Linked DNA regions of Homo sapiens: region 2 is linked to region 1. Evidence: read pairs that join two places in POLR2A ChIA-PET (ENCODE). Cell type or tissue: GM12878. All regions are shown on one strand. Links, peaks and the distances in the headings refer to the core of each region. The heading gives the core; the rest is flanking DNA.

Region 1 (15,455 bases), core at 5,637-10,636:
GAGATGGGTAGAATGGCCTCACCATCATCATCACCCCAACCTCGTGTGCTTACTGGTGGTTTCCAGGCCACCTCACTTGGACCCACTGAGGCCCAGAAACATCAGAGCTTCCCCCAAAGCAGAGGAAGGACCCAAATGCATTCAGAAATGTCCCCAATTAAAAAGAAAACCCTCTAAGGGCACAGGGCAGAGGATGCAAGCCACGGCCATACCATTGTTAACTGGCTCCTAGGAGTCACGTGATGCCTGATTACAAGGCGACCTTCTGGGCTGTCCTGGGCCAGTGCCCATAAATATGTTAGCTCCTGGGCAATTCTTAATTACTGCTGCACTCAAACCCAGCCATCTGTGCCCTGTTCCAGCAAGAAATCCACAAACACATGGCACGCCCTTCACACAGGCAGAGAGGATGGGCAGCCAGGGACATGGGGGCCTTTGTGTCTTGAGCACAACAGTATCAGCTGCACAGAGAGAAACACGTGCAGGGGGCTGGCCATAAAGGACGTCCTATTCATCAGGCTGCGCTTGGGAAATGTGACACGCCTCAGAGGAGGTGCCCAGGCCCATTCTGGCTCAGGTGGGCTGTTCAGCAGAGCGTGTAACAGGCCAGACAATGGGATCTTCCAGAACCCCTTCACCACAGCATCTTTAGGGAGGGCGGAGGGCCTGGGGACTAGGAGGTGAGGGATGAAAGGAAAATGCAAACTCTCCATTTTGGAAGCAGGGTCCATCTGTACAGAGGCCTATGTGTGTGTGTGTGTGTGTGTGTGTGTGTGTGTGTGTGCGCGCCTGTGTGTGTGTGAGAGGGAAAGAGAGAGAGAGACAGACAGACAGACAGACAGACAGTCAGCCACTAAAATGGGGCCATTATGGGTATGTTAAATGCTGGAAGGCGAGAGTCCACATTAGGAAGGACTGGAGATTACTGACATGGATTGTGCTTTATCCAATGTCATTCACTATTTTGGGGATAGAATGGAAATGGGCCTTGGGGTTCTGATCCTGGGCCCAGAGCCCGCTTCCCAGCTTGGTTCTAGCTTGCCTGGGATCTTGGGCAGTGGCCTACCTGCTCTCAAGTTTTTCCATGTGTACAAGGGTCCTTATCTCACAGGGCTGTGGGAAAGCCTGAGTGAGTATAAATGGTCCCCAAGTGTAGGGCTGGAGAGAAACAGAACTTTCCACAGGAACCAACAGGAGAAACAATTAAATCACTAAAGAGAGCAAGCCTCTAAGGTGTGCAGCCATTGGTATGAAAAATGGTCCACGTGGATGGGGTAGGTGATGAGAAATGACTTAATGGGTACAATGTATGTTGTTCGGGTGACGGATATAAAAAAAATCCTGCTAGACCACTATGCAGCCTATACACATAACAAAACTGCACATGGACCCCACAAATCTATGCACTGTTTTTTTTTTTTTTTTTTTTTTTGGAGACGAAGTTTTGCTCTGTCACCCAGGCTGGCGTGCAGTGGTGCGATCTCTGCTCACTGCATTCTCCACCTCCTGGATTCAAGCGATTCTCCTGTCTCAGCCTCCTGAGTAGCTGGGATTACAGGCATGCGCCACCACACCTGGCTAACTTTTGTATTTTTAGTAGAGACAGGGTTTCGTCATGTTGGTCAGGCTGGTCTCGAACTCCTGACCTCAGGTGATCCGCCTGCCTCGGCATTCCAAAGTGCTGGGATTACAGGCATGAGCCATCGCACCCGGCCTGTACGCATTTTTAAAAAAGGAAAAAAAAATAGTCCGTGTGCAATTCACACACCAAGACTTATCTCTCCATTCGTGCAGTCCCTGAGGATCTGATTTGTTAGCCACCAGTTTGCCTGTCAGTGTTTGCAGTGACTACATTTTTTTATGTTGGTGAAATGAAAACAGAAGTATTTTTTTTCCCAACATAGTATTTTTAAAAGATGGCTCTCCTCCACCCTCCAGAAAGCTGGCCAACAGCATGTGCAGCAGTGGGTGCATTCTGCTGGAGAGCTGGGACCCACTGTCGCGTGCTACGACAGCACAGATCTAAGAAGGGCTGTGTTACGCAGCTCTGCACTTCCAGTCGCCTAGGAGAGGGAGATCCCTGGTTTCAGGCCACAGGCAACACCAGTGCCCAGGGTAGGAGTTGCTTGGGACCAGCAGGCAATGCCTTTGCTAAGAGAAGAATGCTTCCTCTGTGTATGAAAGCACCATGAGAAGAGGCCTGGGAAGTACGGTCTTAGAAATGTCTCTAGACACATAAGCTTCTTGGCCAGGATCCATTTCTGAACATCTTGAGATGCCACAGCACTTGGCTTACCAATCACTGTTTACTGGATGTGCGGATGGGTGAAGGGATATAAGGATGGATGGATGGGCAGATGGATGGGGATGGATGGATGAACGGGCAGATGGATAGATAAATGGAAAACAACAGCTGCTATTTATTGGACACTTCTATATATCAGGCTCTTTATATATGTTCCCTCATTTAATCTATAGCAATCACATCTGAAGAAGTGTTCTTATCCCTGTTTTACAGATGAGGAAAATCAGAGAGGGTCAGAGAGGTTAAGTAGCTTATATATATAATAAGTAGAAAGAACCGGAATTTGAATCCAGGCCTGTTGGGCTCCAAAGCTGCAAATTCGAATAACGTCTGAACCAATCCTCTCTGGGTGCCAGTTTCCTCATCTTTAAAATGGGGCCACTGCCACCTGCTATTGCTTAGGTAGGCACCTTCCAGGCCTCTAAAGTTCTCATTAAACATGCAGCCGATCCCCTCTGGATAAAGGGGTGCTGCTTCAAGAGGGGCGGCAGAGACTGCTCTTGGGCACACGCTACCATTTCTTGGAGCACCTGGCTGCGGGTTTCCTACCTTTCTGTCGTCCTCACAGCTCCCCTGCCTGTGGACTTCTGGCCCATGTTTCCTCATTAGCACAGCCTCCTACCCCAAAAGGGGCCCAGAAGATCAAAGCAGCAACTGGGCAAACAATTCTTATTGCTTCCTGTTTGCAGTCTGGATGAAAGGTCAGGTGGGGGTGGAGGTGGGAGACAGTCTCTGACCCGCTAGTTCAAGCACAATTCACACAGGATTTCTCAGAATAAACCGCACAGAAATGGATATGCTGGGGTCAGAAAACAGCAAGACGGGAGAGCAAGAGCGGGGATTTTTGTGATATCTGGGGCCTGCTTGGGGCTGACAGGCCTCAGGGACTGAGACATGGGTGACGCAACTGCACATACAGTGTGTTCCAGGCAGGTGGGCAAAAATATCAAATGTTCCCACCCTCCACCTAGACAGAACCCTGTGCAAAGCTCCCAGGCCCACCCACACCGCCATCTCTCCATCTCAGGGCTGTGGTTTCATCACTTCGCTTGGTTTCTTCTGGATTGTGAGGTCTCTTCATGATTGCTCAAGAACAGACAGTGCAAGAACAAGAGGTTTCCATACTTGACTCCCTAAATGTGCACATCAGCCTGTGCAGAGGGCACCGACCTCACCGCCATTTGCTTCATCAGCTAGATGGGCTCTGGAAAGTCACCATTTCCCCTGAAGCAGGGAGCAGCTCCTTTGGAGCTGGGAGGATGGTGGGCTTTCCATCTTTCCACCTCTATTCCTGCCCCAGTTCCACTGGGGCGAAACTGGCTTGCCTCCTTTCCTGGGATGCTCACAGAACAGAAACCCACAATGCATTACTTGGCAAAGATTAAATAACCAAAACCAACCTGCAAGGCATGCTTGTGCTGGTGGCAACCACCGCCTTTACTGAGCTGCGAGGAACCGTACAGGCATTGCCCTAATGACTCCTCTCCATACCGGCAGTAATTGTTAATAATAGCAGCATTATTATACTGCTCAGAAACAGCAACATCAGTAATAAATAATAGCAGGCATGTGTTACTGTTACCCCATCTTGCAGATAAGGAGTCAGAGGCTCTGAGGATTATATAACTGGCCTAAGGTTGCTCAGCTGGTAGGTGGTTAAAATCTGGGATTTCTAAAAGGCAGGCTGATATCTGAGTCTTTGTTTCCCAACCACTCTTCTCCCAAAACGTGGTGATCTGGGGGTGGTGGGAGGAAGTAGCAGAGAGAAGAGTTTTGAAAATGTCCATGAAGCAGACCTTGTAAATCCCCATGGAAGTGGGTGGAAGTGTCCCCACCAACCCCGCTCCAGGGCTCCTCGGAGGGGCACGGGTTACTGCAAGTCCCCCATCCCAGGAGTTTCAGTGGAGGGGCTTAGCGCCTCCAAACTCTCCCCCTCCACCACCCCAGAAAATATTTTAAAAGAACAAAACTTCCCCGCAGAGACTGTGAGAAAAGCCAGCTAGCAGGGCAAGTTATGAAGATGTCATTACGCAATGAACTGCTTCCGTGGACCATAATAGGTTTTTACCTTTGCTACTGTACTACGAGAGATACCAAACAGCAATTTTAAACAGTCTCCTCCATTGCCCCATCCCAGCCTTCCAGAATCACATGTGTTTCTACTTTAAAAGCTGTTAACATGGTATAATATGTTCGGAGCACAAATCCAGATGGCCACGGGCCTCAGAAAACCCGCAGCATCCTGCTGAAGAACTGATCTTACAATTCCACCGACCAATAGCAGTGAAGGAGTTACCTGCACAGGTGGCCCGGCCCAGGTCTGAGCTGCCTGCTCCTGCTTCATGAAGCCCTGCCTCTGCAGGGGCACGGGGCAGCCTGTGGAGACGTCCACCACTTGGCCATTGTGGCCAGACTCTCTCCAGACGTCCAGTGGCCTTGGCCCTTCTGCAGACACTGGCTGTCTCTGAGCAGAAGCTGGAAAAATGCACTGGATTTGGCTTCCTGGGGACCAGGTGCAGGAACAAAGCCAGGGTGCAGGGACAGGCATCCCTTGGGTGGCAGGCTGTCGTCAGCACAGCTGGTCCCACACAGTCCCCTCACTTTCCCTCACCCCAGTGCCTGCCTGGTCAGTGGCTCTCAGGGGTGTTGCATGTTCACCACTAGGATTCTATATGGCTATGGATGGGGCTGAGACAAGCACTCGATGCAGGAGCCAAAGTCACTCTGCTACCCATGTGTCATCTTCTGCCAAGAACCACACCGTCCAGCCAACCCCAGCTAGGGAAGTTGGTATTGCCAATGGGGCTGCAGCTGGTCTGGAAAGGAGTCCAGGGAAACCACGCTATCCTCAAGGCGGGAGCGGATGAGACAGGAGAGGAGAGAGGGGGAGCTGATAAACAGGACATCGGGGCTTGTCCTCTTTTTACTCCCATCCTTCTTATTTCCTTAGCATTAACTTTCCAAATGCTGTCCTCACATGGGCGTGTTTTAGCCCAAACTCTCCCTCTCAGGTTGGGAGACAGGGTTCCATCTCACTTTGTGCTTCTGTTGATGTCTGTGTCTATTCTGGGTGTAGGTAATGCTGCTTTTGTGGTTCTGATTTGGAGAAGGTATGAATTAAAATGATGTCAAAGAACTTCTGATTTCTTTCTTTCTTTTTTTTTAGATGGAGTCTCGCTCTTGTCATCCAGGCTGGAGTGCAGTGGTGCCATCTCGGCTCACTGCAACCTCCGCCTCCTGGGTTCAAGTGATTCTCCCGCCTCAGCCTCCCGAGTAGTGGGGTTACAGGCTCCCGCCACCACACCTCGCTGTTTTTTTTGTATTTTTAGTAGAGATGGGGTTCCACCATGTTGGCCAGGCTGGTCTCGAACTCCTGACCTCAGGTGATCTGCCCGCCTTGGCCTCCCAAAGTGCTGGAATTACAGGCGTGAGCCACCGCGCTTGGCTGAACCTCTGAGTTCTTGATACATGGGAGGCAAACAGACAAACTGGGAGGTTCTGTGATTCAGGAACTCCATGAAGAGACAGCGGGATCCAGCAAGCCTCTCTTTGCTCTTGGCAGGGCTGGTGCTTTATAACTGGCAGAAGGGCTGGTCTGGGCTGAAGAGAGGTCAGAGGGCTGGGGCAAGTGACTTAGAGTCGTGGTTTTCTGTTGTGCCACCAGGAGGGATGTGTCTCCAAAAACACACGGTGAGCGGCAGTTCAGCCAGCCAGGGTCTCATCCCCACCTCTAGGCAACACGCTGGGTGTCATCAGGCCTCCAAGAACTCAAACTCTAGGGGAGGTGCAAACCCTCCTGACCCCACTCACTTACTCCAGGATGCGGGGCCTCAACAGCAGAGGCGAAAGGGGAACCGACCCTCTTTGTTATTTGTTGGAAAGACACTATTTATAGCTCCAGATCGTTAACTGCCTTTTTAAAAAGACTGTTCTCGGGGCCATTTTTAGAGCATCCGTCTTCCCTCGGATGGCTGCGTGGTGACTAGAAATGGCAGTGCTGAATAGGTGCAATTACAGAGGCGCCTAATACGCTGAGACCATAACGGCGTGGAATTTCTCTTTGTAATCTAAGCATGTCCTTTTCCCCCAGAGCCTTTATTTAAATATTTTGTCAGCTCCCCACGCCAGCAGCAGGCAAGCTCCGTCTTGAGCACTCTCAGAAGATGGGAGGAGGCTGTTATGAGAGATGCCACTCCTAACTCCCTCATTCTTCTTGACAAAATAAATCATGAAAGCCAAGAAGGAGGGTGTGTGAGGGCAGAGTCAGCTGCAGCCCCGGAGGTCCTCAGCACCCAAGGAGATGACGCTTCTTTCTGGAATGCTGACAATTCGCTGACTTAGCTGCCTTGGTTATGGACCTGAACATCTAGAAGAAATATTCAGCGCCCAAGAAAACAGTTCTGCTCTTTTAACCCATTAACTCAGACCCAAACTGGGGCTGCTTCTCATCAATGGTATTTCAGAAATTAGGGACTGTGCACTCCCAAGAGATGCCTCAACGAAACCTCTGCTCCCCATTCCCACTGGGGAGCGAATGTACACCTGCCAGACTTCCACGCAGAAAGCCTTGCCTTGGCATGGGCACAAGGGGGAACACCCCAGCCCAGGGCTGTGGGGTACCAGCCAACAGCCCAGAGAACCTGTCCCTGGCCACACACCCTTCAAGGCAGGGTTCTCCCTGGGTAATCCACACCTTCCAGAGTACACAGCAAACAGAAAGTAACTGAGAAGTGAGCTGGGTGGTGATGGCATTGCCAAATTCATTCCAAACTTGTTATGCATGAGAGTCTGGCAGGAGCGGGAAAGGGGGCTTTGGCCCCTGGGGCAGACCCTGAAGACTCCATCATGATGTCTTGGGAAAAGCCTCCAGGTCCTGAGTGACTCCTGTGCTTTTTTTGTGTGGAATATTCCTGGACTCATCTTGCGTAAAAAGAGGTAGCAAGATGCTGCCCTGGCTGTCCCATGTAAGTCAGCCCACCTCCCATCTGGTTGCCTATGACTGAGGAATTCTCATGCAGGCGGCCTGCCCCTCATCGTTAACGTTTCTTAAGAAGGTGATATTTCCGTGTACCATCTGCCATGCCTTTGGCTTACCCCTCAGTCTGTTCACTCCTCAGGCAGGGATGAGGAACGCTATTATCGGGCATCTTGGCGATCCCAACAGTGGGCTCCATACTCCATGCCCTGAACCATCTTGGACAAGTCCCTTCTCCATTTCAGGCCTCAGCCAATCCACCTGTGAAACAGGGAGATCCCACACCCGGTGCTTCCACTGAGAAGGTGGCCATGACAGCATGCATTACTAAACACCAAATAAGGCCAGACATTATACATATATTAATTTGGGAGGGTAAACATAGCTGCTAATTCAATTTCTCCTTTCTTTTATTAGTACTGTTGGGAGGATCTCAAGCTGTCACTGAGTGGGTAAAAGTACTTTGTAGATGGTTTTACCTTAAAGATATTAGCTAAAGAAACAAAAAGCTCTGAACATCAGGTGTGACCCTCGTCATAGTGCCGCAAGCCTCTGCAAAGCCTCTCTCCCAGTAGTGAGGGCCTCATAAACTCACTTAATGGCAAAGACCCAACCAGCCAATCAGTCCACTTGCAAAACAATCCTATGAGCTTGCCTCAGGAGCCCACATGGGCTCTGAGTCCAGTGACAGGAGGCTGTGATGTCACTGGACGCCCTGACCTCCCTCCCACCCCAAAGACTGATGGCAGCACAGACACGTTCTGCCTCACAGACTCACATCCCTCGTCTGCCCACCTCAAGGAAGAAGTATTCTTACATTTCTAACTGATGTCTCAGGGAAATAATTAGATGTCACTACTCTAACATTACATTACAACTTCCCTGCAGATCCTGGAGGAAGGGGAAATGAGTTACAACAAGCAAACCAAGCTAAATACAGTTGGTAATTGAAAAAGTGGCCAAGGAAATCAGGAGGGGAAAAGCGAGCAAGCCAGACCTAAACGGATTATCAATCATTTCCTTTTAGGGCAAGCTCCACTGCAACTTAATCAATTGCTATTGCTTCCCAAATTCAATAAGAAAACTGATACTGTGGGGAAGAAGGAGAAAAAAACATTAAATGTTTACCATTACATTCTTGATGGACACTGGACAATGTCCCCCACTCAATTCCAATCCAGTTCCAAGCTTATCAGCATAAAAGAAATTTACAAGCAACAAAACTCAGATAATGTGTCACCATTACCACTAACAGTGTAAAGTGCCTGAGGCATGGTCTCCAGGCATCATTGGGACATGGGGTTTAATAGTCACAACAAGTGGTGGTTCTGAGGCTGGGCAGCCTGTCCTGGCTGTAGGGAGAGGAGGATGCCAGGTGGGGCCCCAGGAAGGTAGTTGTGTGACCTTTGGACCTCCAAGGTCTCAAGTCACTTGGCCTCGAGGGGCTGCAGCATCTGTTGCCATAGCAACCTGGTGAGGATAAACACCATCACTCTTCTGGTTAATAAGCATATACCAAGTACCTATTATGTCCCAGGTACTGGGGACACCAAGAGGAACAGAATATGGTCTCCTGCAGTTAAGATCCTCATAGTAACTGGGGGAGTCAGTGTAGGGAAATAATGATGGAGGCATGCTCAGGGGGTTCAGGAGGGAGGAAGGGGCACCCATCTGAGGACCCTCAGGAGTTTATCAAAGGAAAGGTGGGTAGGGGTTAATATGTGCAAAAGTTGACAGGGAACCTGGCTGGTTGAGGAGCTGCTGGGGTCCCTGCTGCGCTGAGCAGGGAACCCCAGCGGACAGGGAATGGAGAGGTAGGCTCCATCACGCCTACCCTGGAGGCCACACTGAGGCGCCTGAGCAGGCAGCCACTAAACTTGGCACGACCAGAATCACATTTCAGAAAGATCCCTCTAAATGGGTCACAGGCCTGGAGGCAGGAGTCCCCGGAGAGTTGCTGCTCTGCCAGGGACAGATGGGATAGGTGTCTGAAACAGAGCATGGCGGTGGGTGCAGAGGACAGGGCGACCCAGAGCTGGCGGTGCGGACGCTGGCTAGATGTGTGGGAGATGGGGCCCGGGCTGAAGCCTCAGGTATGGCTTGAGCAACTGGGCACCATTACCCAGGAAGGGACATGGGTCAGTGGGGCAGCCTGGGATCTTAGCCTAGCAGCCCTGCCTCCTCACACTGCCCTACTTCTCACCCACAGGAAGCAGAAATCTTTCCAAGGAGCTCAGCCGAGTGCCCAAACACAAGGGAGGAAAGGAGTAGGAGAGCAGAGTCCCAGGCTCCCTTGGAAGTCTCAGCAGGTTTGAGCAAAACATCCCAGCAGGGGCTGCAGGCGCTGCTCATGCCTCAAGAATGAAAATTCGAGCAGCAGGAAGGGATGGTTGTGAGTCTGTAAAGATATGGCCCACGGGCCAAAGCCCAGGCTTTATAGCCACACCTGTTCAGACCCTAGCTCTGTCATTGGCTGTGTGTCCATGGGCAAGTTCCTTAACCCTTCTGTTTCTTCATCAGAAAAAACAGGCATAATAACAGCTACACCACACAGGGTCAGCCTGAAGGTGAAATGAGATAAAGCAAAAGAATTGCTCAGCCCAGTACACAGGCTTACGGAGTGCTTAGCTACTGTCTTATCATCCTTGTTAAAAACAATAACATCATCCCGGATAGAAGGCAGGTGTAGAACATTCCCTCATATCTTTCAACACCAAGGAGGCAGGAAATAGAGCTTTTTAACGCTTCCCAAACAAGCGCGTGTGCACACATTGACTACTTGCTGAGGAGGAGAGGGGGGATGGTGTCTCAGGACGCAACACCCCAGCCTCACTGGAGCAACTGGCGGCAGATGCTGGCGGCTCTCAGCTGTTCCTTCTACTTGATGGAGGGTGACTTTGCAAGTAACAAGGCTCTCTAGTAATGCTCCATAAAACTATGAATTTACTTTGAGAGCACCAAGTCTAATTACCTTGCCAAGACTCTCTGCATTTTTAAGAACCATCCCCCCCCTCCCCCGCCCCAAACTCTTGATCCTAAGGACTCTTCTTAGCAATACTTGGTGTCGTTCTTGTTTCGCCTGTTGCCGTGGCAACAAAGCAGCGTTTACCAGCCTTTCCAAGCTAGTACATCTTTATTAGCACCCGGATCCCATGAGGAGCAGGAAGGAGTGCAGAGGTTTAAAGAGCATTAATCCCCTTAAGCTTTGCAAACCTCTCTAGTTAGGGAGCCCATAAAGGGGCAGGGAGGGAGGGGAGAATTGAGGTCTCTGCCATTTTCAGGGCCCTCCTAGAATTGTTAAGCCTACATGAAGGACCAGACTGAAAAAACTTCTCTCTCTGGAGCTTTGCTTTAAATTTCTTCTCTTGAAAGAGACAAACTTGTGGGCTGCCTTTGCTTCACAAGAAAAGTCGGCTACCCATCCATCACAGAAGGGCTGCCGGCTCTTTCCTCACCGCCTCTCTGACCACACTGCTCTCTCGCGATAAACACAGGACTTTCAAAAACAACCGGTTATCTCTTGGCCAGGAGGAGGGATGGCCACAAAGGCACATGAGCTGGGCTGCCCGTGCACCCTCCTCTCTGCCCCTCCGCGATGAGAATCGAAGGATGATTCAGAGCCGAGATAGATTTCCAGTCTATTTCAAAAGAAAAAAACGGACCTCAGAAAGCTGCTCAGGAAAGCTCCCCCATCTCCTTAGCCTCAGCCTGTCTTGGAAGGTTTTTCAAAGTCAACACCAGGGCAGAAGTGGGAAAGCAGGGAGAAGAATGGGATTCTTAACATCATTTAAAAGCAGCTCAATGTCCCAATCCCCCTCCCACCAAATAAACGTCTCTTTCATCTTTCATCCCAGCCTAGAAAATCAAAACCTGGCTAGGGGTCCAGGAAGACCTGTGGCTGAATTTTGAAAAATTGCCGAGTGAAAGATGATACATTCATTCTGCCTTCCCAAACAGCTTTCAGTTTGGGCTGATTTTGCACTGGTCGAGCCTTGGCATCCACTATGGTCCCCAGTCCAGTGCTCTGTGCCCATGAGCCTAGTTCAATCAGGACTACTCAACTGAAGCGCTGAGCCCTCGAGTCTGGCCTTGGGGGGCTCATGCTCTAGCTGCGGGGATGGACAACCAAAGGCTGCATTTCCAACACTGAGGTTTCTGATGCCACTTTTGAATAGGCCAGGCGTCTCTCATTATTCCCAGTGGTGCCAACATTCTCAAAACAACAACAAAAATTTCTGAAGTCACTGGAATCCTTTTTCTACTTTTGGTGGGGTAAAGAGTTCATTCAAAGACCAGTATCAGCCTCTCAAAAGAGAAGTCTCCCAGCCCACGCCACATCAGCCCTAAAAAGCTTGGTTCTTCCACTCTGTGAATTCTAGGGGCAGTGATTTCCGGGTTGTTTATATTTATGTCCCCACTTATTTCCTAAAAATACTGAGGTGTCTTATAATGCTTAAGCACATATAAAACTGGAAACTAAGAGCATGAATCAAAGCTGTAAAAGATGACCAGTCACAGAAAGAAGAGACCAGTGTTCCCCCATGTTGGGGCTCAGAGAGGGTTGGGTGAAGCTCAGAAGCCAGAGAATCACCTTCTGGTTGTAGAAAAACTTCAAACGTAAGTTTGAACCAGAGGAAACTTGCCAGACTGTCTCTAACCAAGGAAGCCGTTGCTGGGCAATAGGGATTAAAAAAGACACTCAGAGATCAAGAAAGCCCATGAGCCAAGACCTCCGGGGATGGAGGCAGGTCCAGGACGGCGACACCTAGCGTCTGGCCCTGCTACTTCAGGCCTAGGCTAGAGCGTGCCAGGAGGTGGAAGACCCAGGGGCTGGATGCAGCAGGGCAGTGAGTGGGGGGCTGGGTTGGGGGGTGCTGGCTGGTCTCCATAATCAGAGACAAGCAGCAGGCAGAAAGCCAAGCTCAGTTCCCAGGACTCTCTCAGGAAGGGAGTCAGGAATTACAGACCAGTGAACATCACTCTGAACTTCAATTAGACCGCTGCAACTCCCCCATGGGTTATGTGCGTTACTCTGTCCCGTTAGCAGTAAAAACCTCACGACCAGATGGCCTGAGGGTCTAGTGAGGAAGTCGGGGGACAGAGCCCTGGTGTGTGGCCAGTCCTGGGGCAGCAGCAGGAGAGACCTGCTGAAGGTCACATGAGCTGGGTCCTTGAGCCCCAGGACGAGGGGCTCTAGGTCCAGCACATTCTCTGTTCCAGAAAACCCCTCTATGCAGCAAGTGGAGTAGGAGGCAACCCTTTGGAGCTGAGGGATCCAGGGAAGCTGGGCTATTGGCTTGGAGTGAGTGCTCCAGCCAGGGGGAGAAAGGTTGGGTGGGCACAGGCAGGGCATGACATCTGCCTAAGCTTCTCTTTCTACAGGAGCGGTCAGCACATAAAATCACCTCTAGTCAATCCTTGCCCCAAGCAATGGACGCCACTGTTTCCAGCTTTCACGCCCGTGATCTTTTTAAATCCCTTCCTTCCCACCTTTAGAACCCAGTGAGAAGTCTCATATGCAAATGGCCAACTGGGATACTTCTTGTTATTAACCTCAACACCTGCACTTGAAAGCTAAGACTTCAGCAGTGGGTGGGGGAAGGGCGGTGGGGCATGGCAGTGCAGGAAGAGGGGGGTGTGGGAACACCAGTGTGTGTACATGCATGACCCCATGGGTGCACCTGGGGCTCGGCAGACGTCATGCAGCAACTGGCACACATCAGGCACCTGATTTCTACCCTCGGCTGAACAGCAATTTCCAATCCAATAGCAACCTCATCCCAGACGGCGGTCTGTGTGCCTTCTCCACCCACCTGAACCTACCTCTCCACCTACAGACCTCCGCCCTCCCTCCGGCAGCAATCCCCGAGGCTCACACCAAGCCAGGAGTCTGTGGCCAAGCTGATTCTCCAGCCCAGGTGAGTCCAGTGAGGACCTACCCGCACAGGAAGAATTCAGGATGGAGCCGGGGCAGGTTCAGCCCCTGATCTGGAGACCTTATTTAGTCTGAGACATAATATTGCTCCTTTTGTCCCCTATCCATTTACCTCCCGGCACTGAAATAAGGGGACTTTGATTCCCTCCCAGTTCATGGCTTCATTCAGAAAGCTCCACAGAAGTAAGCCATTATGTGAGTTCTAAGCCACTTTGAATAAACCAACACAACTCCTTTCAAAAAAGCACCGGGAGAAGGTCATTCATGTGAATAATAACCATTCTTTCTCTTTAATCATTAAAATAAATAAATTCAAATTACATCTCCAGAGAGCACCCATCCCCCCATCAATTTCTGCTCTTGAGTTTAATAGAAAAATGGCTCCTGAAAAATTCTCCTGTGAAGTGAGGCTGGTGTGGAAGACGCCAACACAGTGCTCTCATTCAGAACACTCTCGAATGCAGACTGAATCAGGCCCTAGACAGAGGGCTACGTGTGTGCCTATGCGTGTTGGTCTTGGATGTGCGAACTGTCTAACCCTGCTCTGAGTTTTCCTAGGAAAAGGAAAAATGTCCTGAACCTCGACTCTTCCCCAGGCTGAAAATCTCCAACATTTTCCAGCCCGGCTTCAAACCTGACAGAAAAAGACAAGGGGAGACAGGTATTAAGAAAACGGAGAGCTCGTTTGGATTTTTGCTTCACTTCTGATTCTGTCCCAAAAATTACTTTTGGAAAAGAAAAGGTAAAAAGAGGCAAAACAAAAACAAAAGTAAAAGAGACATCGTGTTCTTTCCCTGTGACCCCCCCAAATCCAAACCTTGCTATTTTAAACAATGAAAAGCACAGTGTGTGAGGAACAGCTTGCATATAGCTGAAGCCAGCATTATTTACTTCAGGTTTCCTATACTAACTCAATTTTTACTTCTTAAGCACTTTTGTTAACAAAGGAGAAGAACAAGTCCCAAACGGGGGTGTCCGTCAAGGAGATCTGTGCTTGCACTGATCCTGAAGGTCGCCTGGGATGCTGTCCTCCCCAGGCTAGCTGCCGTAAGGCCTTGACAACCACTGCTTCCTGCTGCCAGCCGGAGCCACCAAACCCAAGCTCTAAGAACAGTTCTGCAAGCCCCCTCTCCCATGCACTGATAGCACTTAAAAGGGGCGTTTGTCTTCGGCAGCTATTCTCGATCCTATTGAGATTTCTAATTAGCTCAGAAAAGACCGCATTCACTGACAACTAAGGCGGGGATGGGGTAGGGAGAGGAGACAGGCAGGGTGGCTTCCCCCAGCTCAGGAGTGACCACAGCCTGTGAAGATGCTGCTCCTGCTCCAGCATCAACCCTCCTCCAAATGCTTGGATGCCTGTCCAGGGTCTCAACTGACCTCCCTGCAGTCAGAGGTTGCTCCAAAAAGGGACCATCTCCAAGCCTCTCTTGAACTCCCTTCTCTACTCAGCAAGGCCTTGGGCATCAAGCTAAGATCTCTGCCAACTACTGATGCCTTGCCCCTGAGTACAAATGCAGGAGCCCACCTAGGGGTCAAGGAGCTATCGTCAAACAGGATTCCTGGGTTCAAATCCCAATCTCCACCTCCTACTGGCTGTGTGACCTTGGTCAAGTTACTTAACCTCTCTGAGTATCAGTCACCCATTAGGTAAATGGAGGGGCTAGACTGTAAACATTAAATGTGGGGATGTATGAAAAAGCCTCAGCAGTGCCTACAATGACTATTCTCATTCATCCATTCACTCGAACCATTATATTCACCCAGCTCCTAATCTGCAAAGCTAAACGGTATTATAGCTGAGGATAGGGTGAAGGTGAGGTAGAAAGGACAGCAAAGAGCTATCACAACAACAGGGTCATGGTAGTGAGCAACTACCGGAAATGGAAGGAAAACAGTATCCCTTCTCCATACTCTCAACCACGACTTTAGTTGCCGGACAGCAGCCCATGCTGGGCACTGTGCAACTAAACCCATTTGTTGCAAAAAAAAAAAAAAAAAAAGGGCAGTGGGGAGGTGGGCTTGTTTTCGCAAAGCATAAACCCCTGCAGGCTAGGCACCAAGCCCACATAACTGGCCAAGTCTTAGATGGCAGCATGCACAATTAGATGCTTAATATATACTCATTAACAATTCTGTCGGCCGGCGCCCGGCGGCTCACGCCTGTAATCCTAGCACTTTGGAAGGCCCAGGTGGGAGAATCACTTAAGCCCAGGTGTTCAAGACCAGCCTGGGCAACA
Region 2 (15,455 bases), core at 6,744-11,743, 280 kb after region 1:
ACACTCCCCACTACTGCTGTCTCCAGGGGCTCATCTGACCACATCTGTTTCGTCTATAGGGTCTCTCTGGGAAGATGGCCCAGTGCATTCCTTGCACTCCTTACGCACAATGGCATTGCCAGCACAGGACTCTGATTTCATTCATAACCGGCCGAAACAGACATCCTGCTCCGCTCTAGGCAGGGGCTGCCATGGAATCCATTTGACTGCCAGGCCGGCCAGGTGTGCAGTTTGCGAAGGTTTCAACCAGGCAGGGAAAGGGCTTTCCAATGCCCCACGTAGGAGCCGAAAGGCAGAGAAGCACCACAGGCCTCTTCCCTGGGCTAAAGTCCCAGTACCCAAAGCAAACCAGAGGACCAAACACCTAACACAAACCAACAACCACAGGAAAGCAGCAGCGGCCAACCAAGCCCAGGAGAGTCAACATGCAAGACTCCGCGACTGAGCAACAAGTTAGGATGGTAAGCCCCGGCAGTCCTCCACCCGCAGACAGCCCCTCACACACACTATTCTGTCCCCCACAGGACCCCTTCCTTGAGGCTGGCCGAGAGGGACCCATGGAAGGGGTGCTAGGCCAGCAAATTATATGGCACCCAAACTCAGGCCCAGCAGGGCTTCCAAGACACACAGGACAGCCTCGCCAGGCTGGGTGTTCACTGAGGGAAGCAGTTTCACACTTCCTTTCCTTGGGCCTGCACTAATTTCCCACACTCACATTGCAAGGAGGCATTCTTGGGCTCACGGGGCCCTCAGAAAGGGTCCTATTATAAAGGTTCAGCAAATTAAAAAAAAAAAAAAACAACTTTTTGAGACCACTTATTTGTAGGGTACTATAGAGATGATAAATATGGAGCAAAAGGGGCTGCTTTTTTTCTTTCTTTTTAAATTTCCAATGAAGAAATGTGGCTTCAAAACTCTCTGCGGCGCGAGCCAGTTGCCTCCAGGCCAGCCTCTCCCTAGGCCTTGCTTTGTTTCTGGGCATCACACTCTGACCTGCAGGACCCGCACTTGGCAATCAGCTTAAACCTACCTCGGCATTTTAATGAGCCAGACTGCCATCTCCTCCCACACTGCCCGCTCTCTCCTGGAAGAACACACCTTTCCTAATTCTGTTTGTTCACCAGAAAAATAAATAAATAATAATAAGCGGGGGAGGGGGTGTGGGTTTACTGGAAGGTCATTTTGCCTTAGGAAAGGAACAAATTAAGTCGAGGCTCACAGTGAGCCGGGAAATACATTCTCCATCAGACAAGCGACCTTGGGGCCTTCGGTTTTAGGCGGGAAAGGTCACTGGTAAGGCAGCCCCTTGTTTATGGAGCCCGGATACCAATGACGTGGTCACCTCCGAGAAGCACAATTACCAACAGGGGCACGCCAAACTCTTTTATTGGTTACCTCTTAAACACTCCAGAAATCTGTCCAAGTCCTTGCAGAATAGCAGAAAACAAAAGTGCTCTCAGCAGGAGGGGGAAGCCAGGACTCGATGATGAGCAATTAGTGAATCAATGACTCTCAGAGACACTGATTTAGACCAGCAGTTCTTATTAGCGACCGTCGAGGAAAATGCAGGGACACACAAAGCTTCCAGGAGAGACTAAAGCTTTAAAAACATTTTTTTAAAAATCACCACAAACTGCCTTCAGAGCTTCCCCCTAAAACACTTAAAATGTGTGCTCAGTCTGAGGAAAAAAAAAAAAAGACTATTTGTTGTTTCCTTAATGTCAAAAAAACAAGTGAAACTACAACCACTAGTTCTGTCGCCCCACATGAAAATTATTCTCTCAAAATCCCAAAAATGAGATAAGGAATTAGGTATTAGACAAAAGAAAGAAAGAAAAAATAAAGAAGAAAGAAGGAAGGGAGGGAAAGACAGAAAGAGGCTGGCTAGCTAATATGAACAGCATGAACTTTTTCTTACCCTCATCAGATTGCAGGAATATAAAACAGATTGGTCTCCACTCCCACTCCATCCATGTTGAATAAAAAGATACTGATTCACGTGATAAGACGTATTCTTTAGTACTTTCTTAATATAACCCCTCATCATCTAAACACCTGTTCGGAAAATCAGAACTACACAACAGAAAGTGAGTGGTAGGAGGCTTGGCTAACTGACGGGCAAGGAGAAAAGAAAACATTTCTAAAAATATAATGATGCTTGCTAAGAAAATAGAGTTCCATGTACACAGAAATTCTCAGGAATACCTACTTGGGGAGACGTTCCTGTAACTGTTTTTAAACATTCAGTTCCATCCCACAGAATTCAAAACACCTACTAAGAACACAGAAGCTTCCCAGGCATGACTGTGGGGGCCGGAACCTTCCACAAACTTTATTTGAAGGCTGCTAATAACATGCAGCTGGGCATACTTTCCCCACACCCCAGCCTCTCCTGAAAAGTGCGCCCTCCCACCACCACCTTCCTTTCTTTCTGATTTTGTGAATACCAGCGAACGCTGAGACAATGCGGTTCACCGTGAAAATGGAAAACCGCAAGTTGGCCTCCTCAGCAGCAGCCAGCCCCCAGCCAAGGGCCCTCTGCAAACTTCCCCTTTATTTGTTCCTTGGTTTGGTTTCTGCTGGGTTGCTAATCTATTTGCTCTAAGCTATTGGAAGAAGTCGGCAAAAGAAAACAAAAAGGCTTTCTTCCTAGCAGGGGAAAAATGGGTAACCTTGAACCCAAAGAACCCTCCCTCCCCTGAAACTCCGGCTACTCTGAAAGTTTGTTGCTATCTAACCTTGAAAACAGTATGTGCCTCAGGGTCCCCTCCGCACTGGGCTCTAACAAGGATGTTGACGGTTCCTTATCTAAGGGGAAGGATGCAAACAATTTTTTTTAAGGTGAAAAGAAGAAACTTCTAAGAAACCGACGCCAATCTATGCACAGAAAAACCTCCCCTATCCTCCTACAAGTCTTCCAGAAAGGGGAGGGGTTGAAGAAAGAGAAAATCCAAAAACTGATCACTGCTAAGCTCCATAGTTTCAATAAATTGTTACCAATGTTGTCTTCGAAGGCAAAAAAAAAAAAAAGGTCATTTTAATTCTGGTTGAGGAGGGCATAGGGTAAACCCCTGGCCAACTTGAGCTTCTCCCATCCCCAGCAGATGAGGCTGAGGTTGATCCAGAGGTGACCTGTGCCAACAAGCCCTCCCCCAATGGGGGCAGATGACGCCATGAAGCCCCATGCTTCTCATCTCCATGGTGACCCCAAAAAACAAAATCAACTCTACACTAGGAGACACAAGAGTCCCATCAACTTAGAAACTTTCTTCTTCTCAGTAATAGTCTCCTACAACATTTTAATGAAATACTTTTTTAAAAATTGGGGTCAGAGTGTTTTACGTGGGATTACAGTCAAACCACATCTTCCCATCTCTTCGTACTTATTCACTTAAAAATATATATATGCTGCAGATTTCAAAGTGGGCTGTGACTGCACAGCTGTAGGGAATGAGCTTGTCAAGAGAAAAAACACACAGGCACACCTCTAAAACACATACATAAAGCACACAGATTTATTTTTTGTTTGGAGTGAGAGACACATCAGTTCGAGTTCTAGGCCAGCAGCTGTACTACAAACGTTTCGGGGTGGCGGGTGCGGGGTGGATGGCAGGGGCAGGGGGAACACAGGAGTGAGCCTCAAGGACAGCTGAAATGAGGGCCACCTTCGAAACCCTGCAGCCAGGCGTCACCAGGACTACCATGACCGGGTGGAGGGCCCAGCACAGCCAATCCAACTCTTTCATTAAAGAAGGGAAAAAATTCAACAGGGATGAAAAGAAACCAATACTTGGGCAATGCTCAACTCAGCGGGCCCCTTTTGAGAATTAAAAAGGAAAATAAATCTGGGGCTGTGTCGATCCAGAAAATCAGAGCAATGGGCTTCCCTGTTGAGAGGAGGCCACTTGATTCGCCTGAAGTTGACTATTTGTGTTGGCACTAGATCCCCTTAAAGATTGTTTACAAATACAGAGCAATCAATATTTCCTAACCCAAGGGTCTCCGGGATAGAAACATGGACCTGCTGGGCACAACGTGAGTGCTTCCCATGCGTCCCCACGCACCTGCCACCCTCTGCTCCAAGCCTGGGACACACATTCCCCTGGACCCGGCAGGCCCCACCTGAACCACGCTTCCGGGAGTGCGCGTGCGCGTGTGGTCTTCTGCCTCCTTTAACCTCCTTCACTGGGCTGTTCATCCCAGACTAAGCACCAACTTGGCTGACTCTGGAGCCTAATTTTCTCCTCCCATGCTTTCCTAGGGCCTAAATCGAGTTTTTTTGTTTGTTTGTTTTTTGTTGTGTGTTATCATTTCAGTATTGTTTCTAGTTGGGGGATTTGGAAGAGGCTGTTTCTTTCCTCATCCTCTCTCTTCCTTTCTTTCCTTTATATCTAAACACATTTTCACATGCTCTTTAAGTGGCTTCAGGTTTGGCATCCATCTCAAACACATCTATAATGGATCAGGAGCCCAAAATCTGTTTCCGATTATAACAGACAAATCAAGCCCCCCTGAAGTTGGAGGCGGGGAATGGGGAGAAAAAGTCTTTAATGGGTCAGCGATACAAAGGGACTTCTGGGGTTCTGCCCACAAAGGAAGCACTTCAGCCCCAGGGGCTGACATTACTGACTGACCCTGTGCGGCCTCTGCTTATAAACTTCCCAGCACTCACTCCAGAGACTTTACGGGCCAGATTCCGCCCTTAGTGAAATGGCATTTTCTAGAAGTCCCGGTGAGTTTGAAAGGGAAAAGAAAGGGAGTGGAGAGGAGGCACAGAAGCCCCCTCCTCTTCCAAAAATGGCAAGCCCCCACACAGAGAACACAGCTGCAGGAAGATTAAAAACATTTTATTATTTAAAGAGGTACAGAGGGTTACTGGACATGGGCAATTTAAAATTAAATACAACTCTCGTCACAGCCGTTTGCAGTTAAAGGTGAACATGGTTATTTTAAAAGCAAAATCGCCCTGCCAGAAGGACTGCCGTTCAGCAAGGGGCCCAGATGCCGCCTCAATTATTAAAGTCGTAAGCTGGCCATTCAACTGCCCTGACGGCAAGTCTCTTCTAGAGACAGAGTTCCCTGAAAAAAAAAAAAAGTCTGCCCCCCACCCCCCAACCCCAGCCCAAGCATAAAGTAAACGCTTTAGAGAAAGTGAATAATATCTTGTCACGGAGGTAAAAGACTCAATTATAAAACCTTCAGAAAGATTCTCAAGGAACATCTACCTACGGTGACAGAGACTTACACAAAACCAGAAGACAAGCTAAAATATTTCTCCCCTATCCACCCCTACCTACTCCTACCCCTAACAAAACAGAACAGGGAGAGGAAGCAGGGAAATGGGGGAGAGGCTGCCATAAAAAAATGATCTCGAGACCTGGGCACTTATCTGACATAAAGCAACATCCTCCAATCCTGAAAGATGAGCCTGCCACACACACACTTCTTTATCATCTCAGCAAGAAATATGGCTCAGGAGGCCAGCACTAATTTTAGTATCAGATTTATTATACAGCAGGGGGCAGGAATTCTTCAGGCCTGTGCCTTGTCTCCCAGTGCAGGACTAAACTGCCTTCAGGATGGCTCCTTGGAGGAGCAGCAAGGCTAACAAATAGAAACTTCTGGATTCCTGATATTCAGGAATCCTTGGAAAATACGCAACTGGCCCTCCAAGCTGCTTCCCAGTCCTTTCAAAGCCTCTGTGGGTGCTTCTAAGAGCTCCCCACTCTGAATAAAAGACCACAACACACATCTCACTTGTTTGAAATGAACCCGTCACCCCAAGCAAAGACAGGAAACCCCAAGGTCATAAAGCAAGGGTACACCAACATAGTCTGAAACCAAATCCAGTAGTGACAACTCCTAGTCTCCCCGCTTTGATCTGAAGGGAGATAAAGCTAGGGAAGTCAAAGCAGTGACAAATTTAAAATGTTGACATCCTCAGCCAGCCACTCCAACCTCGCTGCACATAAAGCCCTAAATGGATGGAAGACACATTTTCAGGTTGTTTGATCTCACTCAGGCTTCCCCACCTCCAGTTTCTGGACATCCTTTTGTCTGCTTTTGGCCCTGATTTTTCTCCAAGTTATCCCACGGAGCAGGACTGTCACTGGTAGCCTCGGCAGTTGTCAGTCAACCTGATTGCTTTACTCCAGAAGGCCCTTTTTACACAAAAGGCCTCACTGAGGCAGAACGGGCTCACCTTTGATTTGTTCACCTCTCACATGTAAAAGCAGCTCGTACGCCTCTCCCGAGCATGGCTGCACTCGTGGAAAACTGAAACGCAGTATATTGGGAAACAAGGCTTTTTAAAGCATTCTCTGGAAGGCAAGATCCTAGCTTGGGTTCTGCTCGAAGAAAGAGCTAAACAGAGCGAGCTGGAACAGAATTAGCCCCGAGAACCCAGGGATGGAGGGAGAGTGGCAATACCAATTTGCTGGAAGGGATCTGGAGAGTAAACGAAGAGGAACGTTTGGATTGCAAAGATAGAAACAATTCACTTTGCATCATTTTCAGTCTTTGGAGTTCAGTAGGGAAGTATGATTATCAATCCACCAGAGAGACGGGGAAGAGTGGCCCACATGAGCTCAGAATTGGCTGGTGATGGCGTTGCAGGTAGTAGAGGTGCTGAGAACTGACACTATATCCCTCACGTGATGCTCTCTTTAGAAGATCAGGCTCTCCCTGGCTAACTATGGCCTTCAGCCCTCTAGACAGGAACCTGCTGGACCACAGGGGAGTGGGCCTTGCCATATTCCCATAGGTTGAGCACACACAGACTAGCAAACATCAAACACCAATAAGCCCTCACACACCTGGTATGATATTGCCAACATCACTTCTCGGGGGATAGCAATTATGCCACAATTTCATGTCCCTGACTCACCAGGCCACACACGACAAGACTGCAAGAGCACCTCCTCCTTGGGCCCCTGGCCTGGGCAGAACTCACGGGAGAGCCCCTGGATTGCAGAGTGCTCTTTCCCCAACACCCATCTGACCTGGCCACCCCCACCCTAAAACTCATTAAGTGCTCCCCATGGCCAAAAGCAGTGGTCTCCGAAGTAGGGTTTAGAAGAAAAAGATTAAAATGTTTATGTGTGCTTAGCTTTTTTTCTCATCCTATTTTATTTTTAATGATTTGCCTTATTAGGAGCATGCTATTTTAGTACAGAAGTATATGTATGTCATTTATAAATAAATATGTATACAGTGCAAGCTCAAAAACAAGTTTACCAATAGGGGTCCGTCACTAAGAGTATGCCGATTGCCAGCCAAGGGGTTACACTCAACCCCCTGAGCCAGGCACACCTGCCCTGCCTGTCCCCTGCATGGGCCAACACTCTCAATCTCACGGAGGTGGGGGTTGGGGGCTCTGCTCACATCAATGAGAAGTCAAATTTGCCTCTCACCTTTAACACTTGCTACTCCTCAACTAACCAAACCACCAAGCTGCTGCTCCAATTCTCAGATGCATCTCAAATCCATCCACTGGTCTCCATCACTACCTCCAAGAACTCAGCTAAGCAGCCATCCTTCCTCAAGTGGATCACCACAACAACTTACTCACTGATTCCCCCACAGCCCCCTGGGGTACCCACAAGCCACTTTTCGTGTAGACTGTCAGAGAGATATTTTCAAAACGCAAACCTGATCATTTCCCATCCCATCCCTTAAACTTTTAAATGGATGGCTTCCCCAACCCTCCTAAGATAAGAATTTTTATCCCCGCCAACGCAAGTGTGACCTCGCCTGTCCCCCTGTCCTCCTCACTCTCTGCATTCCAGCCACCCTCTCTTCCCTCAGCACATGAAATGCACCCTGCTACTTCCCTCCCTACATCAAGCTCAGCCTCAACGTTATTTCTCCAGGAAGCCTTCCCAAAACCCAAAGGACACTGTTTTTTTTTTTTTGTTATGATCCCTTTAACATCCAATGCATGGATGTATAGCATTTATGGTAATGGTACTTCAATCATGAATCAGGCCAGGCACTGTGGCTCACGCCTGTAGTCCCAATACTTTGGGAGGCCAAGGCAAGAGGATCACTTGAGCTCACGGGAGTTCAACCAGCCTGGGCAACAAAGTGAGATACCCACCTCTACAAAAAATTTAAAAAACTAGCCAGGCACAGTGATGTGTGCCTGCGGTCCTAGCTACTTGGGAGGCTGACGCAGGAGAACCGCTTGAGCCCAGGAATTCAAGGCTGCAGTGAGCTTTGATTGTGCCACTGCACTCCAGCCTGGGAGACAGAGCAAGATCTTGTCTCACAAAAAAAAGAAAAAAGAAAGAAAAAGAAAAGTAGTGAATCATGCAATAAGTTGTTTAATGAACATGCCCCTGCCAGCCACAGACTCCACAAGGGCAGGGACTGAGTTGCTATTCCCCAGCTTTGGGCCTGGTTCAGGACTGGAGCTCCAGACATTTGTTGCATAATGAGCAAATCAATCTTCCCTCTGCCCTCCTCTGCACATTACACCCCAGCCCATAAGGAGCAATGTGCTACACCCCCCAAAATCCAAGCTGTCTAACTGCTCCCACAGTTCCCTCAACTTGGAGGATCTCCTCTCTCTCAAGATTCAGCTCACAAGCCCTCCTCCGTGAAGCCTGCCCTGCTTGCTCCGTCCTCTGTGCCCCTCCTGTGCACGGCTATAGTCCCCTCTAGCTCACATCCTGGTTTAGACACCTACCTCCCTGCTAGCCTGGGAGCAGCCAGAGGATAGGCTAGTATCTGATTCTGTCTCCTCTGGGCCTAAGAGCATGCCGAGCGACCTCATGTGTGTCCATATGCGGCCTGTGTTGTGCTCACTGGCATAGATTCCCCTTTCCACCTTCCCTTCCAGAGAGTAACAATATAATAGTTCACAACAAGTGCTAAGGCTTTTCCCACCTAGAACACCTGTATCAGGTCTGCCCTGAAAAGAAAGCTGAGATACAGCCAACAGACACCGACTCTCCACACAAGTACTGGCGTCCACAGCTCCACGTCTGCAGTGGCCAAAGGGCATGAACCTGTCCCTAGTTCACAGTTCCTGCTGCATACGCAAGGCATGAGAAACAGGTGCTGGTGCCAACTTAAAACCATCTCATCAGGAGGGACAGCATCATGATAAACAGCTAATGCATGCAGGGCTTAATACCTAGGTGATGGGTTGATAGGTGCAGCAAACCACCATGGCACATATTTACCTTGTAACAAACCTGCACATCCTGCACATGTATCCTGGAACTTAAAATTAAAAAAAGAAAAAAAAACACATCTCACCAAGCTCACCAAGGGGTTGGGGGGGCAGTGGGGGGATGGAGGTCTTAGTGGGAATGGAAGCAATAAAAAGACAACTCTGTCTGCCAAGCACACATAGGAACACTCTAAAACAGCAAATGGCCTTTGATCAGCCCCGCCTGAGTCAAGCAAGGCTTTTAAATTCAGATAGTACCAGGCGTGGGTTCCAAAACCTAATGTGGGTCTCCGTGTCCCTTGGGGATTGGTCCTCCTCTTGTCCCTCCTCCCCTTTCCTGCAGTGAAGTAGTTAAGATGTCAAGCAAGGGGAAACCCCAGTCCCCATCTCCTCGAAGCTGGGTGGTGCAGAGCACTTCATCAGCTAAGTCCCAGACCATGCATTGTGGGCAGGCCTTGCCTCTTTCGCCGCAATTCTCCCTCTATGGGAAACTGTTCAAATCAGAATGTCAATCTATGGAGCTCAAATGTTTTCTTTCTTTTTCTCTCTTTTTGAGAGACAGGGTCTTGCTCTGTTGCCCAGGCTGGAGTACAGTGGTGTGATCATAGCTCACTGCAGCCTCAACCTCCTTGGCTCGAGAGATCCTCCCACTTCAACCTCCTGAGTAGCTGGGACTACAGGCATATACCACCTCACTTGGCTAATTTTTGTATTTTTTGTAGAGAGGGTTCTCACTGTGTTGCCCAGGCTGGTCTCCAACTCCTGGCCTCAATCAGTCCTCCCACCTCTACCTCCTAGAGTGTAGGCGTGAGCCACTGCATCCAGCCTCAAATGTTTTCTCAATGTGGTCCCATCTAGTCCGCATCTTGGCTCAACTCTCAGAAACCTTTGGTCAAATCACTATGGAGCTGTTAATAGTAAAAGTAGCCCCCAGGAATAATGTGCTAGCCACCTCCCAGGCGGTGTACTTTACGAACACTGTCTCCTGTAAACATTACAACAATCCTGTCAGGTAGATGCTCATATGGTATTATCCCATTTTACATATCAGGAAATTGAGGACTAACAAAGTTAAGTGAACTCCCCAAGGTCAAGCAGCTAGGAAACTATTATGCCAGAAAGAAACCCTAAGACTGTCTGCCTCCTAAGCCTCTTCTCTTAAGCCCTAATCAGCACTGCTTCCCACCACATGCCTTCATTCTTCCCGTCTACAGATGGGGAAATCGAAACATGGAGCTGCAAGGCAAAGTGCCTGAGGTCATGTTCAGCACATCAGCATTGGGCTAAGAGACCAAGAGACAGAAGTCAAGTCTCTCCTGCTAGGACTGGAACTTTCACACCCATGGTCTGCCATACTCCCTCACGACCCAAACCACCCTGTCAAAAAGAAAACCAGCCCGGGTGCGGTGGCTCATGCCTATAATCCCAGCACTTTGGGAGGCTGAGGCAGGCAGATCACTTGAGGTCAGGAGTTCGAGACCAGCCTGGCCAACGTGGCGTAACTCCGCCTCTATTAAAAATACAAAAAAATTAGCTGGGTGTGGTGGCGGGTACCTGTAAACCCAGCTACTTGGGAGACTGAGGCAAGAGAATCACTTGAACCCAGGAGGCGGAGGCTGCAGTGAGCCCAGATCCTGCTACTGCACTCCAGCCTGGGCGAGACAGCAGAATTTTGTCTCAAAAAAAAAAAAAAAAAAAAGAAAAGAAAACCAACCCAAACCCCCAGTCCGTAGAAGAAAGGTCCCTAACATGATACAACCCAAGGAGAACAGGTCCCTTCCTCTCCAGGTCTCCTTTCCCCTGACTATGCAGTGGGGCTCACTCACTGTCTCTGGTCTCATCCTTTCTGCCACCGTTCCCCAGGAGACCGAGTCAGCCCTGGGAAAACTTGGGAGCCAGGAAACCTTGAGCCTCGGCACAAAAATGAGGCGCCTCCGTTACCTGGCACTCACCAGGGACTTGCCTCAGAGAAATTCTAGCGTCACCCAATTTGGAAACCAAGGAAATGAGTCATGGCCCTTTTAGGAAGCTAGAGAGATGACCTTTACTTACAAAAAAGGAAACTGAGGCAAACAGCAGCGGCAGCACGCCGGGAAACACAGTAGCTCAGAACCCACACCCACCCAGGCACTCTGGTCTTGTTCCTCCCTCAAGTTCTAAGAGAATGCTTTGCACTTCTTTAGTAATTGTCCCCTCCTCTATCTTTCTCTGCATATTTCTTCCTTTGGCTTTTAAACCCAGAAACTTTCACCAAAAGCAGGCACAAGCAAAAAGGAGCCACATTCGTGACAACAGTTGAAGCTACCTCATCAAGCAACTGAGGTCTAAACTGGCTCCTAATTAATATTAACCCTCCAAATCAGAGTCATGCTCAGAAAACCTTGGATGAAGAGACGCCAGGCGGGAGGGGAGTCTCCAATTTTCTTTTTACTTCATCTGGAAAATTAAGAGCACTGCTGATTTGAACAAGAAATCATCAAGGAAAGCAATCACAACTCCACACGGCCCATAACTCGATGGACTTGGATGTGTAACCTGCCACTTTCATGTGCTGAAATTAAAATGATTGTGGCAAGAATAGCAATGATGACATGGGTTTGTCCCTCCTCCTTCAGCCTTAGAAAACATAAAAACCCCTACAGAATCTTCTGAAGGAGGTCAGGTAAAAGATCTTCCTTCTTTGTCAAAATAAACCAGTAGAAAACTGGTCCAAGACTGTGCTAAACAGCCCTTCCCAAAGAGATGCTCCCCCAAGACTCTTTCTCTCCAAGGATAATGAATTTGAGGGAGGGGAGGGAGACAGTGAGCACAGAGAACTGAAGGAGGGAGGGGGTCCTGAAGACCCTCCACTCCAAACTCAAACACTTACTTGCTGTTTCTGCATTAATTACAATAAACTGCTTCATAGCCTAGTGATCACTTAATGGAGCAGCAAATATGGCTTTTTCCCTATAATTAGTCAATGTAATCTACTGCTATTTCCCTCCTCCTGGCCACCCCTTCTCTCCTTCCCTTTCCGTCCTCTACACACTAACATTCACACGCACTCCATCCCCTGTCCAGGATCCACTTATAATCATGATCTTGTTCCCCGTTCCCAGCAATACCTGGTAAATTCCACCCAGTGGACATGAAGTGAAAGGGACCCACATACAGGGGATGCCCCAAGGGGTCTGGGGGCTTTCCCAGCCCCGACAATAGGTCTGAGCGTCAGCATCTCCCAGGCCAATGGCTGGGAACTGTGTTCATTTCCTGAGCTCTACCAATCTTCTTCCCACTCACAGGACAGGGCTCATGGGTTTGTAGATCAAAACCTACTATTCCATATCCCCAAGCAAAAGTTTCTATGAAAAAGTAACCCTTGCCCTCAATCCCAAGGTTCTCCCTCGCTCCCTCCTAGCTGGGGCTCTTTCATGTCTCTGAAGTTACTCTCTCCTCTTGGACCATCCAGCCCTGTGCTCCCAGTTCCTACCAAGTGTCAAAGGAACAAAGGCATCTTCAAAGGCTGGGGACACCATCTAAGGTTCCTAACTGAAATGATTTCCCTGCCCTTGAAAATGTGGCTTTTGTGAAATGAAGTTGCTAAAACAGCCCTTTGGCATGTGGATTAAGGATGACAACACCCTCTTTTATGGCCTGCTTTTCTCTACTCAGACCTCTAAGGACTTATCAACTAACTTCAGATACTCTCATCACCAGCAAGAACAGAACACTTTGTATCTTTCCCATGTTCGAGATGGCTTTAAAATTTTTCTTTTGTTGTTTATGGAGAAAAGAATTCACATTTTCTCAGTATTCATCATACACCTGGTGCCTTATTTATACTGGCTCATTTAATCCCCACAACCCTACTATTCCCCTTTTTTTAAGTACAGAATTGAAACCCAGAAAGGCTGGAACACCTTCCTAAAGTCACAGAGTTAGTGGCAGTTATCAAGTTTCAAACTAGGTCCCTCTGAGTCCAAAGCCCGTGCTGCCAACAAACCACACACTTCGTTATGGCACATGAATTTGTCTGAATCCAAATTACACTGCAATTCTACCCGTGTCACATACATTTATATGCATAAACGCACAACCACGTGTGTGTGTCTTCTTTTGTATTTCTCAAACATTACTTAAGGAAAAATACGTAAGGCAGAAGACAGCAGTACTTAGCGTTCTCCAACTACTACGTAAGGCAGGCACGGAGCACTTACCCAAACCTGCCACAGGACGTGCTCCTTTCTAACAACCCCACAACTCACACACCCATACACTTCCTTATGTTGCAGACACCATTCTAAACACTTTATTATGTTAAGTCCCATAATCCTTATGACAACCCCATGAAGGTGATACCATCATCATCTCCATTGTACAGATGACAAAACAAAGGCACAGAATATTTAGATAGCTTGCTCAAGGTCACACAGCTGCAGTGGCAGAGCAAGGATTCAAAGTCTGGTTCCAGAGTCCATGCTCTTAAACGCTCAGCTAGAACACCTGGAGAGAAAGTAATAAAAATAACGACAGTAAAAATAACATTTTACTTCAATGTGTAAAATGCAGGGTGATGGGGGGTGAGTAGGATCCAGCCTCTATTTGCAGTTTTGTTTTCCCATATTCTCAGGCCCCGGCCTATGTGGCATCACGTCATTCACAAGCTGGTTTCATGATTTCTCTATTGTGAACGAATTCTTCTATTGAATCTCTCCTGTCAATATCTGAGACAAGGCCCAGAAGGCCCCAGGAGCAGGTCTCTAGGAAGCTTTTTAGAGCCCCACACTGGGGTAGATGTTTGAGGATGCTTGAGTTCAAACTCTCAGAGCAGTTCCCCCGCTCTGACACTTGGGGGTTTTGTCTGGATAGCCCTGAAAAAAACAGTTATTTCCCATGAACACAATCAGTCCTTCTCTTGGGATGCCCAGGGGGTCTGATCATCCTCACTCCACCGTCTCTTTATAGCTTGGGGAAAGACCCAGGTGACTGTTTCCACGGCACCTTCTACTCTAATCCACTGGGGTCATGCTGCAGAGGGGCCGCTTGGAGGGCTAATGCTGTGAATGCACAGGCTTTGAGCAAACAGGATGACGTGGCAATAAAGGCAATCACAACATGCTAAGGCGATGGCCTGCCAAACGCAAACTGCCCAGGCAGGACTTGTGCTCAAAAGAACTTTAATTGAATTCTTTCAGCAAGTGCAGCAGAAAAATTCATAATGAGGTCCCCCCCCCCACCCACATCCCCACTATGTCAGTCTGTTCTGCAGTTGTGTGAATCCAGTAAAAGAAAAAAAAAAAAAAAAATCATTTTTAACAAGAATATGGGACGTGTATGGACATTAACCTGAACATCGTGTACTGCAGGGAAAAACAATGATCAAATCCAAGGATTTTTATTTTCAAAGCAATTTAAGTAAAGCATTCTGCCATAATCAGCTTTACTACCCCTATTAGTACAGGAAAACAAGTTCTGAACCTGGCTCCCTAGTGAAAAAATGCAAAATTTGTATAATTAAAATTATACTTGTGAAATTCAAACACACTCTAATTTCCTAAGGGCCCCCTAATCAAGTCAGAAGTTCTTACTAAAACCAATTATCTTCTTTGGAAAACAGAAGAGGAAACATATACATGTAGCAATCTCGTGGAGATTCACAACCCAATTCTCTCCTAGGTGCAAGCATCCTAATTTGATCCTTTTTCCCCAGGTAGAAGACATGATGAATCCACTAGTTAGTTTTTATTAAGTAGTATATCTGAAAGTTGAAACATTTTTTGCTTGTTTGCCTCTAGCTACAAAAAGGACACATTTGAGAGATATCCCAGAGGGAACTGAGTTGAAAGGGATTTAAAAAATAGAGTGTATCAGTAAATACACACTGTGTTTCCACCCACTCCACTATACACCAGGCCCTATCTGGCTATTTTTCTTAAGATGTCGCAGCAGTTTTTCAGAACACTCGCCCAGTACTGTTTAGAATGGTCACTCTAATGCCATGGCGAGGAATGGGATGAAAATACGAGCTTCCTTTCTGAAACTAGTTCGCAACTGAGCCAGGTACTCTCGAGCTCCTATCCAGGAAATCAGCAAGACCTAGGTTTCTCACCTTCTTCTACCCCCAAGGTTGCAGCTTTTCTTGTTCTTGAGTGAGTGGAAATTCTTGCACAAGAGCAACATGGAAATACGGATTACTTTCCAAGACACTGAAATATTTAAGAAGCAGTTGTTGCCATGTTTAATTATGCCACCAATATGAAGTGTTATCGATCTAGGGCCTTTGGAGGGGCGGGAT

The links. ChIA-PET counts read pairs that join two places held together with the same protein. Peaks named below come from ENCODE experiments on the same cell type or tissue, not always from the same donor. Only the 100,000 strongest peaks of a DNase experiment are listed, where the experiment ranks them.
Region 2: POLR2A ChIA-PET joins it to region 1 with 6 read pairs; 5 of 35 experiments call an interaction of 5 or more read pairs at or near these places.

Annotation. Positions count from the first base shown.
Region 1 is chr17:57,549,076-57,564,530 of GRCh38, reverse strand. All of the region lies in intron 7 of MSI2 (musashi RNA binding protein 2), which reads right to left. LOC107984993 (a long non-coding RNA gene) reads right to left here and starts at 15,198. Exons shown (of 2, transcript XR_001752947.3): 1 at 4,602-15,198. RefSeq lists enhancers at 2,661-3,161, 12,123-12,342. In GM12878, for the core only: no CTCF peak of the experiment used is centred there; no DNase peak of the experiment used is centred there; H3K27ac peaks cover 1,199 bases.
Region 2 is chr17:57,272,476-57,287,930 of GRCh38, reverse strand. All of the region lies in intron 5 of MSI2 (musashi RNA binding protein 2), which reads right to left. Among named protein-coding and RNA genes, the nearest start is that of MSI2, 24 kb to the right of the region's middle. RefSeq lists an enhancer at 2,824-3,093. In GM12878, for the core only: no CTCF peak of the experiment used is centred there; no DNase peak of the experiment used is centred there.